Regions from separate parts of the Homo sapiens genome. Here all the other regions are linked to region 1. The links are chromatin contacts, found by Hi-C or POLR2A ChIA-PET in ENCODE. All regions are on one chromosome and are shown on one strand. Each heading gives the region's core, a stretch centred on a gene start or an enhancer-like site at or near the end of the contact. The rest is flanking DNA. Distances are from core to core; before and after follow the strand shown.

Evidence for each region. A loop is a pair of places that touch in the nucleus more often than their neighbours do. ChIA-PET counts read pairs that join two places held with the same protein, here RNA polymerase II (POLR2A). Pooled maps may share reads with other maps.
Region 2: a loop to region 1 is called in a map with no recorded cell type, with 9 times the contacts of the local background. The contact joins the promoter of GNAI3 here to the promoter of CLCC1 in region 1. A Hi-C loop is called at or near these places in 1 of 37 single-sample maps with no recorded cell type and 9 of 50 pooled maps. POLR2A ChIA-PET finds 5 or more read pairs at or near these places in 3 of 52 experiments (AG04449, CD4-positive, alpha-beta T cell and activated T-cell).
Region 3: a pooled map shows a loop between it and region 1 (6-fold over the local background). The contact joins the promoter of AMPD2 here to the promoter of CLCC1 in region 1. A Hi-C loop is called at or near these places in 6 of 50 pooled maps.
Region 4: a loop to region 1 is called in a pooled map, with 9 times the contacts of the local background. The contact joins the promoter of SLC25A24 here to the promoter of CLCC1 in region 1. A Hi-C loop is called at or near these places in 9 of 50 pooled maps. POLR2A ChIA-PET finds 5 or more read pairs at or near these places in 2 of 52 experiments (CD4-positive, alpha-beta T cell and CD8-positive, alpha-beta memory T cell).

The regions. Positions count from the first base shown.
Region 1 is chr1:108,962,100-108,964,799 of GRCh38, reverse strand. It overlaps CLCC1 (chloride channel CLIC like 1), which reads left to right and starts at 1,316. Exons shown (of 13, transcript NM_001377458.1): 1 at 1,316-1,439; 2 at 2,331-2,491. RefSeq lists silencers at 1,521-1,760, 1,899-2,193 and enhancers at 2,121-2,240, 2,613-2,700.
Region 2 is chr1:109,547,291-109,549,990 of GRCh38, reverse strand. It overlaps GNAI3 (G protein subunit alpha i3), which reads right to left and starts at 1,376. Exons shown (of 9, transcript NM_006496.4): 1 at 1,153-1,376. The coding sequence starts at 1,270. RefSeq lists enhancers at 1,090-1,259, 1,790-1,849.
Region 3 is chr1:109,618,438-109,621,137 of GRCh38, reverse strand. AMPD2 (adenosine monophosphate deaminase 2) reads right to left here and starts at 1,301. Exons shown (of 19, transcript NM_001368809.2): 1 at 860-1,301; 2 at 1-224. GNAT2 (G protein subunit alpha transducin 2) reads left to right here and starts at 1,522. Exons shown (of 9, transcript NM_001377295.2): 1 at 1,522-1,655. RefSeq lists enhancers at 16-544, 504-553, 1,075-1,603, 1,574-1,623, 1,604-2,134 and a silencer at 1,194-1,383.
Region 4 is chr1:108,198,893-108,201,592 of GRCh38, reverse strand. It overlaps SLC25A24 (solute carrier family 25 member 24), which reads left to right and starts at 1,250. Exons shown (of 10, transcript NM_013386.5): 1 at 1,250-1,637. The coding sequence starts at 1,455. RefSeq lists an enhancer at 1,032-1,326 and a silencer at 1,127-1,466.

The DNA.
Region 1 (2,700 bases), core at 67-2,566:
CTCCATCTCAAAAAAAAAAAAAGTACGGCAGATCCTCAAAAAATTAAAAATAGAATTACTACATAATCCAGCAATTCCACTTGTGTATATATATTCAGGAGTTGAAAGCAACAGATATTTGAACATCTGTGTGTATACCCAAAAGGGTTAAAAAACAGATATTTGTATATCCATGTTTACAGTATTATTTCACAGTAGCCAAAAGTGGAAACAACCTGTTATCCATTAACAGATGACTGAATGAACTGGTATATACATAAAATGGAATACTATTCAGCCTTAAAAGAAATTCTGACACGTTACCACATGGATGAACCTTGAGGACATTATGGTAAGTGAAATCAGTTACAAAAAGACAAATGCTGTATGAGTCCTTATATGAAATACCTAGAGTAGTCAAATTCATAAAGACAGAAAGAATGGTAGTCGCTGGGAAGGAGGGAGGGGAAGAATGAGGCGTTACCACTTACTGGGTACAGAGTTTCAGTTTTGCAAGATGAGTGCTGGAGATGGATGGTGGTAATGGTTGCATAACAATGTGAATGTATCTAATACCACTGAATTGTACCTTTAAAAATGGTTAAGATAGTAAATTTTACCATCTTCACAGTTTCCCGAGATTGCAAGGCCAGCAGTTAAAGACAAAAACAAAACTACTTCCAACTGCCCTACAGTGTGCAGACCTTTCCCTTGTCCTGCCCTGAGTAGAACTACAGTTGTCATTCGTGATCCTCCCTTTAAAAAATTATGCTTGTGGCTAGGCGCGGTGGCTTACACCTGTAATCCCAGCATTTTGGGAGGCCGAGGCGGGCGGATCACCTGAGGTCAGGAGTTCGAGACCAGCCTAGCCAACATGGTGAAACCCTGTCTCTGCTAAAAATACACATTAGCTGGATGTGGTGGTGCGCGCTTGTAGTCCCAGCTGCTCGGGAGGCTGAGAGAGGAGAATTGCTTGAACCCGGGAGGCAGAGGTTGCAGTGAGCCGAGCCGAGATCGCGCCACTGCACTCCAGCCTGGGCAACACTGTGAGACTCTGCCTCAAAAAAAAAAAAATCATGCTTGCGTTTCATGGCGAATGTTACACATTCAAACTTATCAAATATATTAATAGTAAGAAAATAGGTTTCCTATCCGTTGTATATATTTGAGTTCCAGGCGAGATTTCCTTCGCAGAAAGAGTTCCGCAGATGAAAAGTAAAAGAAAATCCGCGGCGAAAATAACCCGCGCGCAGAGGCCGGTCCCGCTACTAGCCCCGCCCAATCAACGAGGCCAATCAGCGGCCCGCAACGGGGGAGGGACACGCAGCCGTCAGCCGAACAATTCGATGACGAGGCCCAGGAAGCACGCTGAAACCCTGGGCGGCGGCAAGCTGTGCGACCTCTTCTGCGGCCGGCCTGGGCAGGTGTCTTCCTCGAGAGGCAGGCAGGGGATCCCGGACGTGAGTCCGTGCAGTTGGGTGTGTTGTGCGGCGGGTGGGGCGGGTTACCCGCCGTTACGCCCTGGCGGGTCCAGCGGACTCGCGGCGCAGACGCTGGGGAGGCCGCAGGCGCGACCCGGGGCGGGGACCGTGCTAGCTGCGTGCGTCCGCTGCGGCCTGTGGGTGCCCCGGGCTCCTACCTCAGCTCCCGCGCCGGCGGCTGCCTGTCCGCCGCGGTTGCGCGCGTTCCGGGGAGGTGCTTGGCCCAGAGAGCGGCCTACGGAGAAGGCACAGCGAGGGCAAAGCGAGACCTGAGCGCACGTTGAATTCTGTTGGCTTTGGTTATCTCTGAAAACTTTAAGCATAATTTGAATAAATGCTGTCAGCAGAATAGCTCGGATTTAGTTGTAGTTAATTTTCTAAAACTTCAAATCTGTGAATTAACACAGTTAACAACAACAACAAAAACGGACACAAAACAACCTCCAAAATGGATTTTTTTTTTTTTTTTGAGACGGAGTCTTGCTGTGTCACCCAGGCTGGAGTGCGGTGGTGCTATCTCCGCTCACGGCAACCTCCGCCTTCCGGGTTCCAGCGATTCTCCTGCCTCAGCCACCTGAGTAGATGGGACCACAGGTGCGCGCCACCAGGCCCGGCTAATTTGTAAATTTTATTTGTAGAGAAGGGGTCTCCCTGTGTTGTCCAGGCTTGTCTCTGACTCCTGGGCTCAAAGGATCTTCCCATCTTGGCCTCCCAAAGTGCTGGGATTACAAGCGTGAGCCATTGCGCCTGGCTCCAAATCTGATTTGAGTGTAAAAAGTTAGACACACCATAAGCTGTAGGTTTATTACTGGGTGGTGAAAAACAATTCAGGTTTTCTTTATAATAGTGATTATGAAGTGTTCTTCCCAGACTAGCTTTATCGTCATCTGGGAAATTGTTAAAAATGCAAATTCGCAAGTTTGAGAGCCATGGTTCCAAGAAACTGCATAAGCATACGAAATAAGTTGCAGCCTCCCGACTTATACCCTGGTACTTCTAGTCTAAAACAGGATTTGACTCTACTAATCCAGGTTAGTCTTGCCTTTCCCATTACTCATGTGCTTTCGTTGAAACCAAAGACTTTTTCTTTTGTGCCCATTTCTACTCACTGCCTGGCCGTCTGCACGACGATCTGTGTTTCCTGGTAGTTCTCCAGTCTAGTAGCTACTATAAACTACTCTCCCTATTTCCCGCTCTGTGGAGATGTCGTTCCAACAGGTCCTCTCCACTCTAAGACCCT
Region 2 (2,700 bases), core at 127-2,626, 590 kb before region 1:
AAAATAATGGAAATACTACCCTAGAAAATCTTCACTAATAATGAAGAAATGTGGCTTGATTTATTAGTAAGCTAATGCCAGTATTCTTTGTATGATTTACTGAGCCTCTCAAAAATTTTGAAACTCATGTTGAGTAAAATACATCCGACTGTGTTTAAAAAAAGCCAATTAAAACGACTATCAAATAACATAAACAGTAATTCCTGAAGTCAATGGTTTTGCTTTGAAGAGGCCAAAAAGGATAAAACAGCCACCAGAAGTCTACCATAGTCTTTACAGTGAATATGTCCAACTCTGTAACTTATCCTAAGGTAACTATTCCAACTACACATCATCTATAGCAACTATTCAGCATCCTCCAATGTGTAATCTCTTGTTCACTAGATCTTCTGCTACAAACCTCAAAGAAATCATTCTTTAAATTTCTTCAGCTCACACCATTTCCCATCCTTTTGTAAAAACAGAAGAAGACGTTATAAAACTTTGAAAATAAAAATGATAGGAAACGGTGGAAAAGTAGAGATGGCCTCTGCACCCAAGCTCTTTTCCTTTATACCTGATAACTTGTCATTTATCTCACCTACCTATCTTCATGTTCCTGGATAATCCAGGGTTCTTCCAACAGTTCAAATGGCTCTCTTACTAACAAATGTCAACGTCCTTATGTGACCATTCTGTTCCAGTCTCTGTACCATCCATTCAAGCCTGCTAGCTTTATCCTGCCAAAGAACCACGACGCTCCAAACTCACAAACCATTATACAAGCCCAACATATACTCTATGCCGTTCTCGTTACCAACACGCTCCAACCCAACGTAAAACCTTCCTAGTATCAACTCTTCCTTTATGAGCTTTTCCCATATTCCTACTCCCTCAACATCTACCGGCCCATACTCCCAAGTCTCTCTGCTAAACGCAATTCTAGCCCGGAGTCACACCCTCTACAGCCTAATTCCCGCAACCCCAAAACCCCACCCCCCTCATCACGCCCTCTGGGGCCTCAGCTAGGAACCCCAACACCCCGCCCCACGCCCGGCACGCCCTCCAGATCCCTTTAGGGTCCTTTCCGTCGGCCCGACCAGACCCCGTTCAGGCCTTCCAAGCGCCTAGGCTCTCCCGACCACCACTCAGTCCCCGCCTCCAGCCCCTCACCGAGTAGCAGCAGCTTCACTTCTTTGGCCGCTTTTTCCCCGTCCTCCCGTAAGTTGCGGTCGATCATCTTGCTTCGCTCCACTGCCGCCTTGTCTTCGGCGCTCAACGTGCAGCCCATGGCGGCGGCGGGAGAGGGGACACGGGCCCGGACTCACTCACACCACGGAAACTGCGGCTCGGCAGGCTGAGGCACCGTCTATTGCTGGGCGGTGGCCCTCTCCGTCAGCTCCCTTAGCGCCCAGAAGAACCGGATATCCGACGTTTACGACACTTCCGGCGACGCCCCGCAGCCTTCACCGTTTAAACCACTCTCCTCAGGGAGAGGAGTTGAGACCGAAAGCGGAAGTCACGGGGAGCTGGCGGCTGGGTTGGGCGGCGGATCTGCAGAGTTTCGAGGTTCTGTCAAGTTCGCTGCCCGCCGCCCAACTTGAAGCCTCATTTACCTTTCGGCTACCTGATTTGGATAAATGGAGAAAAACCGGGGCCTCTAACTCATAATGCCCTCCCGCGTTCAAGATGCCAGTTTTGGGGCGGAGATTTCTAAATTAAAGCCTACATCCCGCGCGGGAATATCTGCTGGTAATTTCTCGCCTGCCAGAAAACTCCTTTGATCTCTGGCTGTGGAGACTCGGGACCCCTACCCAAGTATGGGACACTGCCTCCGTTGGGGTTATCTCAGATCAATGGAATGGGAACAAGCTATCCGGCCTGGGCGCCGTTCACGTCTCACATCTGAGATCGTAACACCGACTGTGCTTAGGACCTCAGCAATAACTTTTTGCCGTCTCTGGCCCACTGACTCCTCTCAAAATGTCCCCTGGTCCTTTTGCTATTCACGTATTTCTGTGGGCTTGAGATTTGCTTAACTCCTATATTGGCAAAAGGCCACTTGAAATCGCTAGCAGATACTCGATAACCTGAAAGGTAAGCCTGTAGTTCCTCCATAAAATTTCCATGCTGCCCTTCTCTCCAGTATAATTCAGATCTTCCTACCTTAGGGTCTTAGAACTAAAACCAAGATAAGTCAACTTCAATTCCACACCCCGAAACAAACCAGTGCATCCTGTGAATCTCCTACTAAAATTTCCTGTTGCGATAACATGCAAAAGGAGAGGTTCTAGTAAAATTTGCCTCTCAGCCCTAGTATCACCTGAAACTTAAGTCCACTGTGAAAGTCCCAGGCAGATAGCATCTTTCACTAATAACCCTGGATACTGCGTGAAGGTAGTCCTAAATCAACTTTTCAGGCAAATAAGCCCACAATTACTATACGTTCTAGCGAAGGGAACTCAGTCCCTAAAACCTTTCCCTGTGATTGTAAATTTATTTCTCTAATAGAATCTGAACTTGAGAAAGTAAGGTCCCAACAGAGAGGTTTATATAGTGATGATTCATTAATTAGAAGGATTTAATTAGAGGATTAGAGCCACCTTAAAAAGCCTCGTCCACCTTAACTCTTAGCAATGCCAATTCTTCAAGGTTTGAAAAGTCCCCCAGTCATTCCCAAATGACTGTTAAGAATGAAAGGGACTGCTTTTCCATTATCAA
Region 3 (2,700 bases), core at 52-2,551, 660 kb before region 1:
GGCACCGGCTGGGGCCTGGCTCTGCCACATCCAACCCCTTCCTCCGCCCCGCCCCCAGCGGGAGTGACTGATGCAGGAAGCAGCGGCTCCGCAGGCGGAAGAGGCCCTGGCCACGATTTCTCATGTTGTCTAGGCAACCTCGGGGAGTGGGGCCTCCATCTCTGCCCCTTATCCCTCCCCTGCCTCCTCAGTCCCAGGAGTGACGTGACTGATGGTGGCTGGGCCTGGCGGGGGGCGGGGAGGGGGTGGGTAGAAAAGAAGATGGGGAAGGGCCAGCCCCCAGCTCTCCACTAACCCACCAAGAGCCCTCACCCCATCATGCCAGGGCTCCCGGGCAAAGAAGCCAAAGTCCAGGCTAGCTGGTCCTTCCAGCTAGCCTGGAAGAAAAAAGAATAACAAACAGGAATTCAGCAGCGAGCGAGTCCAAGCTCAAACACAGTCCTCCCGGGGCAGGGCAGGCATACTCCGTGAAAACCCAGCACCCACTTTCCTTCCACATCTGACCCTCAGCTCCCGGGGTAGCCCAGCTCTGGGAGGAGGGGGAAGAACCGAGAATCCCAGCCCAGGAGGGAGGGGCCTGTCCCGGGAAAATTCCACCGTCGCCAAATAGCTACCTCCCAGGAAGGCAGGAAGGCCAGGAGACCCCCTTGTCTGGGGGTCTGGGACAGAGACCCTAGCCTCTTTGGATTTTTCCTCTGTCTCTGCACACTCTGGCTCTGCTCCCCAGGCCCTCCTGGGAGGAGCTGACCGCCTTCCCTAGGTCCTGCTGCTGTGCTGTGACTCCCACCCTCTTGTCACTCTGGCCACAGCACTTCTCTGTCCCAGAGACCCTCCCTCCAACACACGTACACACACTCACCTGAGGCCATGATGCCCGAGTTCCGAGGGGAGGCTGCCCACGAGAAGTCTGTACAGCAGAAAGCCCGGGTCCTGAGGGACGGCAGGGGGATCGGGCCACAGACCCCAGCCAAGTCACTCCAAGGGCCCCTGCCCTGGCACTGAGATGGGGAAAGTAAGGCAGTCTTTCAAAATTGCCAGCTGGCCGGAGGTGGACTCCCGCAGACCTCGGCAGCCGGACTGGCCTCAAGGCGACCCCGGTGTCGCGACCACCCAACCCTGCAATCGAGAGGCTGGTAGGCCACGTGCTCCCAAGGGAGCGGGACCCGAAACTCGTCCAGATTTCTCTCAACACTCCCTGGGCATTCAGGGTCGGACTCCCGCGGCCGGACTGTGGGGGAGTCACGCAACAGGTGAGACCCCACCAAAATCTCGCCGGCTCCGCGCCAGGCTCTGCGGCCCTTGGCCCCGCCCCCGCCTGGCCCCGCCTCCGCCTGCCGACCCCGCCTCGCCATTTTTTTCTCTTCCTGGGCGCCACGTGGGCAGCCACCACACCGCGGTAGGGCTGGCCTGAGCCGACCCTGGGTCTTGGGCCAGTTCCGTGCGTCAGCTTCCTCATCAGTAAGATGGGGTAATGACAGTACCTCACTCAAAGGGGTTACTGTGAAGATTAAACGTAAAGTCCCTTTACACAGTGCCTGGCACGAAGTGAGGGCCCAGTGAAAGGTAGCTGTTATCATTGTCCCAGGATTCATTTTAAGCAGAAGTCCTGCCCCTGCAATCTCACTTGGTCGTCTGTTTTCTTCCGGCCGGCGTAGGTAGGAGGCTGTGCCCTGCAATTCTGGCTCCCCTTCCCACATTTCTGTATTTGGTGGTTAAGAGCTTTAACTCTAGCCAGAATGTCTGGGTTCAAATCCAGATTTCACCTACTTCCTGACTGATACTGGGCAAGTTACCTAACTTCTCTGTGCTTCTATTTCGTCTGTAAAATGAGTGTAAGAGTACCTGCTTTATATGGTGGTTAAGATAAATGAGTTAATATAAGTTAACTGCTTAGAACTGTGCCTGGCCTGTAGTTAGTACTCAGTATTCATGTATTACCATTGCTTTAGCCTTGGCCTTGGTTCTCTATTGACACTCACAGGTTGATTCACTTGCAGCCGTTCTGGGGTCTATCCAACAAGCATCCCCACTGCCAAGGGGTAGATAATCCGACCTAAAGGGAACTTGTGGAGGGAAGTCCCTAAGACTTCACTGAATATAATTAAATGCATTAGCAGGAATTAATCTCTTCCCTATTTTCCCTCTTGTGGGAGGCCTTTGCCCCCCACACCCAGTTGTTCTAATGCTGTTTGTCTGGCTCCTCCCAGTTCTTACCACTCCCACAGCAGAGATCCTTCCCAAACTCTGCCTCCCTCTTCTCTCCCCACGCTGGATTCTGGACCCTGAACCCTTTTCTCCACCTGCATCTGGTGCCACTTCCATTGATCCCTGGCTACTGTTCCCTGAACAAACTTAAAAAAAACTTGGCCTCTTCACCTCACACAGAATCCATAAAACTAAAAAGAGAACAGAGATAACCAGGTTTACCTAATCAAAATAGCAAAGACTAAAAAACAAAAAACCAAAAAATAAACGCTAATGCAGGTTGGCAAGGGTATAGTTAGTGAGATGGGAGACACACACACACGTACATGTGCACAAACACATTACTGGTGGCCTTGAACACTGATATAATCTTTCTGAAAGCCATCTGGTAATATAGAATCAAAATTTTCAAAAAGGTTCTTATTATTTGACCCAGTAATCAACTTTCTGGAAGTTGTTTTTCTAAAAAGAGCTGCCAGAAAAATATGTATGCAA
Region 4 (2,700 bases), core at 1-2,500, 760 kb after region 1:
GGTTTTCAAGGACAGAGAAAATTTGAAGTTTGAAGGCAGTTCCAAAGGAAGGCAATGATTCTTAATAAGACTGGAAGTTGGAAGTAATATAAAAAGATAAATCAGTTTCAAGATGATTTTACTAAGCAGGCAGCCCTTAATTTACAAATTCTAGATTCATACATATCTTAAACATACAAAATGATATGAGGAGAGGTAAGTTCAGGGTCTGAGTTCCTGGCTGTTGTTGGAACTGATTTCTGTGTAGTGATTCAGAAGATGTGAGACACCCTAATTTACAAGTACAGAGGTATCTTCTTTTCTGCAAACAGCAGTACAACAATAGTTCCTCTTACGCAGCTGTGAATGAACAGGATTATTACAATTAATGATATCTCATTTGATTGGCGCCTTAGAGAATTAAGACCTTTCACACCTAATATACAACTTTGTTGTGAAGGCAGATATTTATATTCTCATTTTACTGATGAGAGACTACCCGGAGACGCTATGTCACACCTGAAGGATTAGGTACTTTCTCTGTTAAGTCCAATGTTCCTTCCGTTATTCCATGCTAGGCAGTAATAAGTTCTGTCTTGCCTGAGTAATAAGCTCCAAACCTCGGAACTGCACCCATCTTGAGAAGGAGGAGGGCGCTGTGGTTTTTTCTGATAAGTGCAGCTGGCAGACACTCTATACGCTTAATCACGGGCAAATCCTAGCTAAGCTGCCTACCAAACTAGTCCTTCTTTTCCCCGTTGCCCACGCAGATGGCTGTTGATCTTTTCTGCAACAAATCCAGGAGTTTCTCCTTTTTGTTTTATAATTGCTCCAATAGATGCTTTAGGATTTAACTCTCTGCTTTTTAAAGCAGAATCGCCATCCCAGGTGTGCAACCACGAAAAAATTAGACATCCGTGAGAGACAATGCCCTCCATGGCCCAGTTTCCAGGCAGAGAGAAGCAGCTCTGGGCTGACCGCCAAGGCTCCGGCCCGAGAGGGTCTTTAAGTGGAGTAACCAGTCTTCAAGACCCCGCTCCCAAGCCACCGACGCGCTGACGCTGCAGCCCTGGACCTGCTGGGGGCCTCTTCCTCGGACCCGCATGCTGACAGCGGGACTGGCAACTGGGCAGAGGTCGACCCCGGGTCCGCACAGCACCTCCCGAGACCCAGCTCCCAGCTCCCTCACTTCCGGCTCTCTGGAGGCGGGCCCGGCCAGTGCCGCCGAGGCCAGCGCGGCGAGCTCCTCCCCAGCAGCGGCGGGACGGCCACACCCTGCGCTCCGCGCGGGCTCGGGTGGGGTCTCCGCTCCTGCGCCCTGCGCCCTGCGCGCCGCAGCCGCAACCCCGACGGCGCCCCAAACGCTGTTGCGCCGCGCGCCCCGCCCAGCCCGGCCTCGCGCTGGTCCCGGTCTCGCCCCGCAGCCCTCGATCTCCCGTGACTTCCTCGGCCAGGCCGCCTGCGCCTCTGGGACCATGTTGCGCTGGCTGCGGGACTTCGTGCTGCCCACCGCGGCCTGCCAGGACGCGGAGCAGCCGACGCGCTACGAGACCCTCTTCCAGGCACTGGACCGCAATGGGGACGGAGTGGTGGACATCGGCGAGCTGCAGGAGGGGCTCAGGAACCTGGGCATCCCTCTGGGCCAGGACGCCGAGGAGGTGGGTCGCCGCCGGGGCGCCGCCTGAGCGTAGGGAGGGCTGCGGGCGCTGGGGACACTGCGAGGACCGAGGAGGGCGGCGGCTTGAGGCGTTGCCAGGAGAGGAAGGAGGAACTGTGGCGCCCAGCGCTCCGGTGGCTTCAGAAACTCGGGCGTGGGGCCGCGACCGGCGACCCCGGTAACAGAAGTGGGTCATAATACGAAAGTCTACTGGTATTTGTCCAGATAAAATGAGTGTTGTGGACACTCTGGCCCACGGGCACTGTTAAATTTTTAAGACACTTTTGTCCTGAATCCATCCCAGGTTCTTTGTTTTCTGTTTTAATACCTTGCAGACATGTAATCCGTTTTAGCTGTCAGACTTCAGTGGGTCCCAAGTTTTGTATAAAGGCGCACACATTCGATCTCTTTCGAAGCTGCTTTGTTACAGCAGCTATGTGTATTGTCTACTGTTTGAAAACTGTTTGAAAACCAATCGCGTGTTTCCCCCACTTCCTGTTGAGAAGGAATGGCGGCATTCCATTGTTTAAGACATTCCTAGGTTAATGCCCTAGGTACATAAATTGATCTGAAGGGTTGACTTGACCTGCGACTGAGCAATTTCATTTTCTCTGAGTCATCTTAACTGTGCCCCTGAACTTCTGCCCCTTTAGTAGGGTGGAGATATGTGGAACTTCTCCAACCCTGTTGAAGCGTTCCCTGACACTGGCATTCTCTTATCCAAAGAGGGAAAGTGATTAGGTTACTATGAGGGCCAACAACTGTTATATAGTTATATTTCACTTCTCTTTTAATGTCTTTGGTAGTTATAGGCCTCTTCAGTTTACTGTTTCTTCTAGAGTCAGATTTAGTAAGTTACAATTTTTTTTGAAACTGCCTGTTCTGTCCAAGGTTCATAATACTCACCGATGATTTTATAACACTTCTGACTGAATCTGTAGGTAGGTTCTCTATTTCATTCCTCATATCTATCCTTTTCTCCCCTTCAATCTTGCCAAAGTTTTGTGTATTTTATTCATACTTTGAAGGAACCAACTTTTGGTACTTTGTGCTGATTGTCCCAG